Regions from separate parts of the Homo sapiens genome. Here region 2 is linked to region 1. Evidence: read pairs that join two places in POLR2A ChIA-PET (ENCODE). Cell type or tissue: Caco-2. All regions are shown on one strand. Links, peaks and the distances in the headings refer to the core of each region. The heading gives the core; the rest is flanking DNA. Region 1 has its middle 150 kb from the start of BCL2L14. Region 2 overlaps ETV6 (ETS variant transcription factor 6).

Region 1 (2,917 bases), core at 305-2,804:
TCTACGTGTAGTTGGGGCTAAGAACGTTGGCTCATTGGCAAGAGTTGAGCTTGGCAGAGGCTGGAGGTCACCTCAGAGGAAGACTGTGGTCATAAGGACTCATACTCTGGAAGCCAGTAGAGGAGCAAGGTAGAATCTGAAGGAAGATTCCAGTAGGTGACATAATTAAAGCTGTAGGTGGGTTTCAGAACTAGAGACTGGTCCTAGTATGCACAGGTGTTGCCTTTACAAAACTGGACAGATCACTACCACTTGAGCTGGATTTCATCATAACATTTGCATCTGGTACTCTATCTCTGTTTCTAAGGGGAGGAAAAGGAGATATTTTATAACAGGGAGGAGTAAGGATGGCTGTGAGGATATAGGGTCTACTTAGGTAGCAGGGCTGATGAACAATTTTAGTCATTGCTGAACTAGTTTATCTAATGAGTGGCTGGACAACTGGACTGGATGGGGTACAACCAAGAAGAGGTCAAAATTATTTAGAATGCATTGTCAACTCTTTCTTTTTCTCAGTGAATCTTGCCAGTGGAAAGATCGACTTACATGGATCAAGGAAGGACAAAAGTGCCCTTTAAAAGCAATATGTTTACATTTGATCTATTCAGCCTGTTGAATATGAATTAAATCATTAACAGAAAGTCTTGGGTCTAACAGGATCTCTTTATCTGGGGGGTCTGATTTTGGTTTTTCATGTCCTCAAGTTATTGGCTGTTCTCTTCCTCCAACCAGACAGACCTGCCTTAGAAATAGGACCACAGAAGTCATCTGCGGTGATGTGGAAGAGCCCAAATCGTTAAGAACTCTACCCCCTACTTAATTAAGTCCCCCAGGCCACCAGGTGTGACTCTTGGCTGTTGATTTATGCATAGCTCAGATCCCAGGTTGCCATTCCCCGTCTAGACTTGGTGATTCAGATGATCAGATTAGCCTTACATCCTGGGTTCATTTCTCCAGAGCTCCCACAGGGACAGTTAAGTCTTGATCCTCTTCCCTGAGGGTCTTTCCCAGTGGCAAGGACAGTAAAGCATGGATGTCCTGAGTCAATCACAGTCCTGCCTTCCTGGAGCTTAAGATATTTGTTTTGGGATAGGAAGCAGGCAAGGAGTACGTTAATAATTAGGCATCATATCAGAATCCAAATAACTGTCATGGAGAACCAGTATCCATAGAAATAAGCAGTCAGTCATCCAGTCAAGCACTTGTTATCAGAGCTAATTTTGGGCTAGTTGTGGTTTGAAATTTAGTATCTAGGAATGTTAAAAAAAAAAAAAAAAAAAGGGATGGGTGCAGTGGCTCACACCTGTAATCCTAGCATTTTGGGAGACAAGGGTGGGAGGAGCACTTGAGCCCAGGAGTTTGAGACCAGTCTGCACAACATAGGGAGATCTTGTCTCTACAAATAATAGAAAAAAATAGCCAGGCATGGTGGCATGTGACTGTAGTCCCAGCTGCTCAGGAGGCTGAGGTGGGATCATTGCCTGAGCATGGGAGATTGAGACTGCAGTGAACCGTGATTGTGATCATTCCACTGCACTCCAGCCTGGGTGACAGAGTGACACCCTGTCTTAAAAAAAAAGAAGAAGATAGTCTTCCCTCTTTATGGCTGGAGTGCCCCACAGTGGAAAGAGCTATAGGAAAAAAACTGAGCAAAAGCTTCCTGTGATGTGATATACATCCTACCCAGTGATGGATCTATGATGAATGTCTTAGCCATGTCATATACTCCAAATCACTCTGTTACTTCCCCCTCTACTACAGAATTGAAAGTGGGAAACTAGGCATTGGGAGTTCACAAAGGCATCAATATGCTTTATTTAGTTGTGAAATAGACAAACAGAACTCTTTTTTTTTGAGATGGAGTCTCACTCTGTTGCCCAGGCTGGAGTGCAGTGGCGTGATCTCCACTCACTGCAAGCTCCACCTTCTGGGTTCATGCCATTCTCCTGCCTCAGCCTCCCGAGTGGCTGGGACTACAGGCACCCACCACCACGCCTGGCTAATTTTTTTGTATTTTTTTGGTAGAGATGGGGTTTCACTGTGTTAGCCAGGATGGTCTCGATCTCCTGACCTCGTGATCCGCCCTCCTCGGCCTCCCAAAATGCTGGGATTACAGGCGTGAGCCACCACACCGGGCCAGAACTCCTCTTTTTGAGTATGGAAATCTGGTTCTGCTTTTGCAGGCCACCTTTCTGACTGAATTATGCACTCCTATGATATCAAGTGTTAGATGGCTTGGGTATGGATTTAATGATACTCACTTGGATGGACCAAGGAATGACCTTGAAGATATGTTTTTTAAAAGTAATATGTTTACATTTAATAGGTTCAATGAATGAATATTTGTTGAGTCATCAAAGAGGGCTGAGGTTTAATGAGATGCTTTTATTTTGTTGGATATAAGCAGCTGAGACTTGTAAAAGAAAGAGATGGTTTTTATGATAGAAAAAGGACTGTCAAAGGCAATTCGAACTATCTGGGAACAAATAAAATTAAGCCTTTAACAGATACTTGCCCCTCAAAGTATGTTTTGGAATCTGGTTGATGGATTACTCTGTATGTAAGTCATTAAAATTTTATATTGAAGGCATTATTTTCTATCATACCTCTCTGCTCCTGAAAGGCCAGCAATCCCAGAACATAGAGCAACATCTTTCATTCTACAAACAGAAAAAAAATGACTTAGATCCTGCTACTTCCCAAGTGCTGTACTACACATCTACCATGTATTATTTTATTTTGTCATTATATAACAGCTGAAGGAATTATATATTGCCACTGTTTTAAGAGAGATTACACAGCTAGTAAATGGCCAACCCTGACCCCAAAGCCTTTCCCCAGAGGGAAAGGTAATAGGACCATTTAAGGTGAAGTTGTGGGCAGAGGGTAGGGAGAGGAGCAGACTAGGTTCTAAAGG
Region 2 (2,917 bases), core at 148-2,647, 210 kb after region 1:
TTCTCAGTTAACAGGTAAATATGGCCCTGTGAGGTGACATGCCAGGTCACTGGACGGAGAAGAACCAGAGCCAGGGATCACCACTCCATGGCCAATGCCTGTGTGCCATGACGTTCTCCAGGACCGATCCCCTTGGCCACTTGCCACATACGACTCGGGGCCTGTGTACCTGGCACTGAATCAAAGAAAGGTCCCGATTAGAATCCATAAATCTACATGCAGGAGGTTAGAGGGGAGAAATTGAGAAGAAAATCATTCTTTCCATACACTAAAAGGAAAATCATCAGTGGCTAAAGCAATCTGAGAACACCCATGCTTCCGACATTTCTCACATTTAGAAAAAAACGCCCCATGATGACAGAATTCTCAACACCAGCCTGCTATTTGGAACTAAAGGAACAAGTGGGAGCATGAAAGGGATCGATGGAAACGCAGTGCACAACTAGGATTTTCAAACAATCTACATCCAGCTCAGGTAGAGAAGCGCTGCGATTCCCACAGGTGTGCTCCCATTCTAAGCCAGGAGACCACCTCTAGCAGGTGAGCCTGCCTGCCACAGCAAGCCTGCTCATGGGAAATGAGCCCGCTGCTCAGGATTCTTTATTATTTTTAAGACTTCCCATTTGAGAAGCAGGGAATGTGATTTTTTTTCCTCTCCAACACGTTTTTTTCACGTCTAGCCTCCTTTACACAGCTGCTCTTCTTCAAGACTCTGCAATTGAGCGCTCTTGTTTACTTTCTTCTGAGTTCCCTGAGGTTTGATTGTTGAGGCCTGTGCAAGTCAGTGATTAGCATTCTGACTTCAATTCCTTCTTCAGAGTCAGCCAAAGGAGTCCAAGAAGTTGGCCACAACCACCCCCTGGGAACAATAGACCCTTTCTACAAAATACAGGTTTGTCTTCCTTTTCAAATACACAGGAGTTGGTCCCCTGGCAGAGAGGTCTACCTGACAGTACAAACTGTTCGCTGTGAAGTAGAGGGCTTTCCAAACAAGCAGCATCAACCTGCAGGTCATATGTGCACCAGAGTAAAGATTTCACCTCGATTCCATTTACAGAACTCAAAAGGTAAATTGTACGCCCCATCTGAAAGAAAACAGATATGGCTAGGAATGCAATCGTCCTAGAAATACCTGGCTTGTAACAGTCGGGCCCTGCAAGGGCAGCTGGGGTGTATGATGCAAGCCAGTGCTCTCCCACCCTCTCCACTTGCCTCTTATCTGTCCTGCTCACAAAACAGTGCAGGTGGCCCTACTATCTCCTAGCACCTAAAACTGAAGTCATTAGAAAACTCAGTAACCTGCCAGGTAAGGAGGGCTGCCCCTCATGGAAGCTCGGAGCACACTGATTCACTATTTAACCTATGAAAAACAGACAGCAGCCTCTAAAAGCTGAAATTCACATCATGCTCTCTACTCTTTTTTATTTTTATGCAGGACTGTTTTACAAGAAACAATCTTGCAATGTGATAGTGCTGGGCTCTTCCAGCGAAGAGAAATGGAGTCTAGTCCCTGCTCTGCCCTTTACTAAACTGGGCAACTTAACCTCTGTGCATCTATTTCTCCATGTGTACAAGGACAGTAAGACTGCCATCCTGCTTTTCTCACACGGTTATTATCAGGATAAAATGAGATAGCAAAAGCAAATATTTTTAAAGCTGCACTGCAAATGAAAGGCGTTGTTATTTTCATTCCTTTAACCAACTGGGAAGCCAGGCCTGAGGACATCAAGAACTCAGATGCAAGGCTGATGCACCTCAACAGAAGGAACGTTCGCTTCCTATCATCCCCATCCTAAAGAAGTCCTGGCAGGGGACCTCTGAGCCACTAAGACCAAGGCCCTCCAAAGATTTGAAAACCATCAAAGTTCAGGGGGTGACCCCCCCAAAATGGAGCTCCTGCCGCTACAATAAGTCTCTCAAAAGGATTCTGGAAAAATCTAGATTCAAGGCTCCTGCTTTCATTTCTCTGTGCCTCCATGGATATTAAAAGCACTTAAACACAGGCAGCTGAACTGACTCCTGGCCTGCTTTCTCATGGTGGAGAGAGTACAGTGGTGGCCAGAGGGTTTGAGTGGGCAGACAGGGGCTTAGGGTTGTCTCAATTGCCTTCTCATCTTTCCCTTGGAATATTCTTTTCATTATGAGGGCACCCTGTGGTTCAAGTCAAATGCCCGAAAAATAATGTGCTGTTTTTATTATGTTTTCTTCTAGTATTTTGTTTTACCCTTTTGTTAATATGTTAATGTATTAAGTCAAGTGTCTAAGGTCTGGGATATTATATCCTTAAGTCAGACTACAGCAGGCTAGACCAGACTAAATCAAGTTATTATTATTTTTTGGCTACTCAGGCCGAGAAGAGTCGAACAGTCCAAAGCAGTTTGCTGCAAAATTGCTCCATTATCCCAATGCAGATAATCTAATCGAAAGCCGCTCGAAAATCATCTGAAGGCCAGGGCAGAGAATATAAATAAAGGAGTCAGATGCCTGAAACACACACACCCCTCCAGAGATTATTTATAAACCAGGAAACCTTGATTTTTTGAGAGCCTTTGGCTATTGTAGAAAAAATTAACAAACCTGACTCAGTGGCAAATCATCCTGAATTGTTTCCCGGAGCTAGCATGTTTGAGCACCGGCCCACTTCATCTCCTGTTTTTTAGATGACGTTATGTGTCTCCTGTTCTTAGCACACTATTACGTAATGCAACAACAGCAACAGAACCAAAAGGCCTTGTTAACTTTAGTCTTTGCGTTGTACATTAAGTCTCTAGACACGCTCATCCTGTGCACTTGCCATTTTGTGTCCTTTGACCCACATCTCCCCATTTCCACCGGCATTAACCACTGTTTCATTCTCTGTCTCTGTATTTGAGCTTTTAAAATAAATATTTCAGATAAAAGTGAGATCATACAATAT

The links. Peaks named below come from ENCODE experiments on the same cell type or tissue, not always from the same donor. Only the 100,000 strongest peaks of a DNase experiment are listed, where the experiment ranks them.
Region 2: POLR2A ChIA-PET joins it to region 1 with 7 read pairs; 2 of 35 experiments call an interaction of 5 or more read pairs at or near these places.

Annotation. Positions count from the first base shown.
Region 1 is chr12:11,915,736-11,918,652 of GRCh38, reverse strand. No RefSeq gene overlaps it. Among named protein-coding and RNA genes, the nearest start is that of BCL2L14, 150 kb to the left of the region's middle. In Caco-2, for the core only: no CTCF peak of the experiment used is centred there; no DNase peak of the experiment used is centred there.
Region 2 is chr12:11,704,953-11,707,869 of GRCh38, reverse strand. All of the region lies in intron 1 of ETV6 (ETS variant transcription factor 6), which reads right to left. Among named protein-coding and RNA genes, the nearest start is that of ETV6, 57 kb to the right of the region's middle. In Caco-2, for the core only: no CTCF peak of the experiment used is centred there; a DNase peak (open chromatin) is centred at 1,199.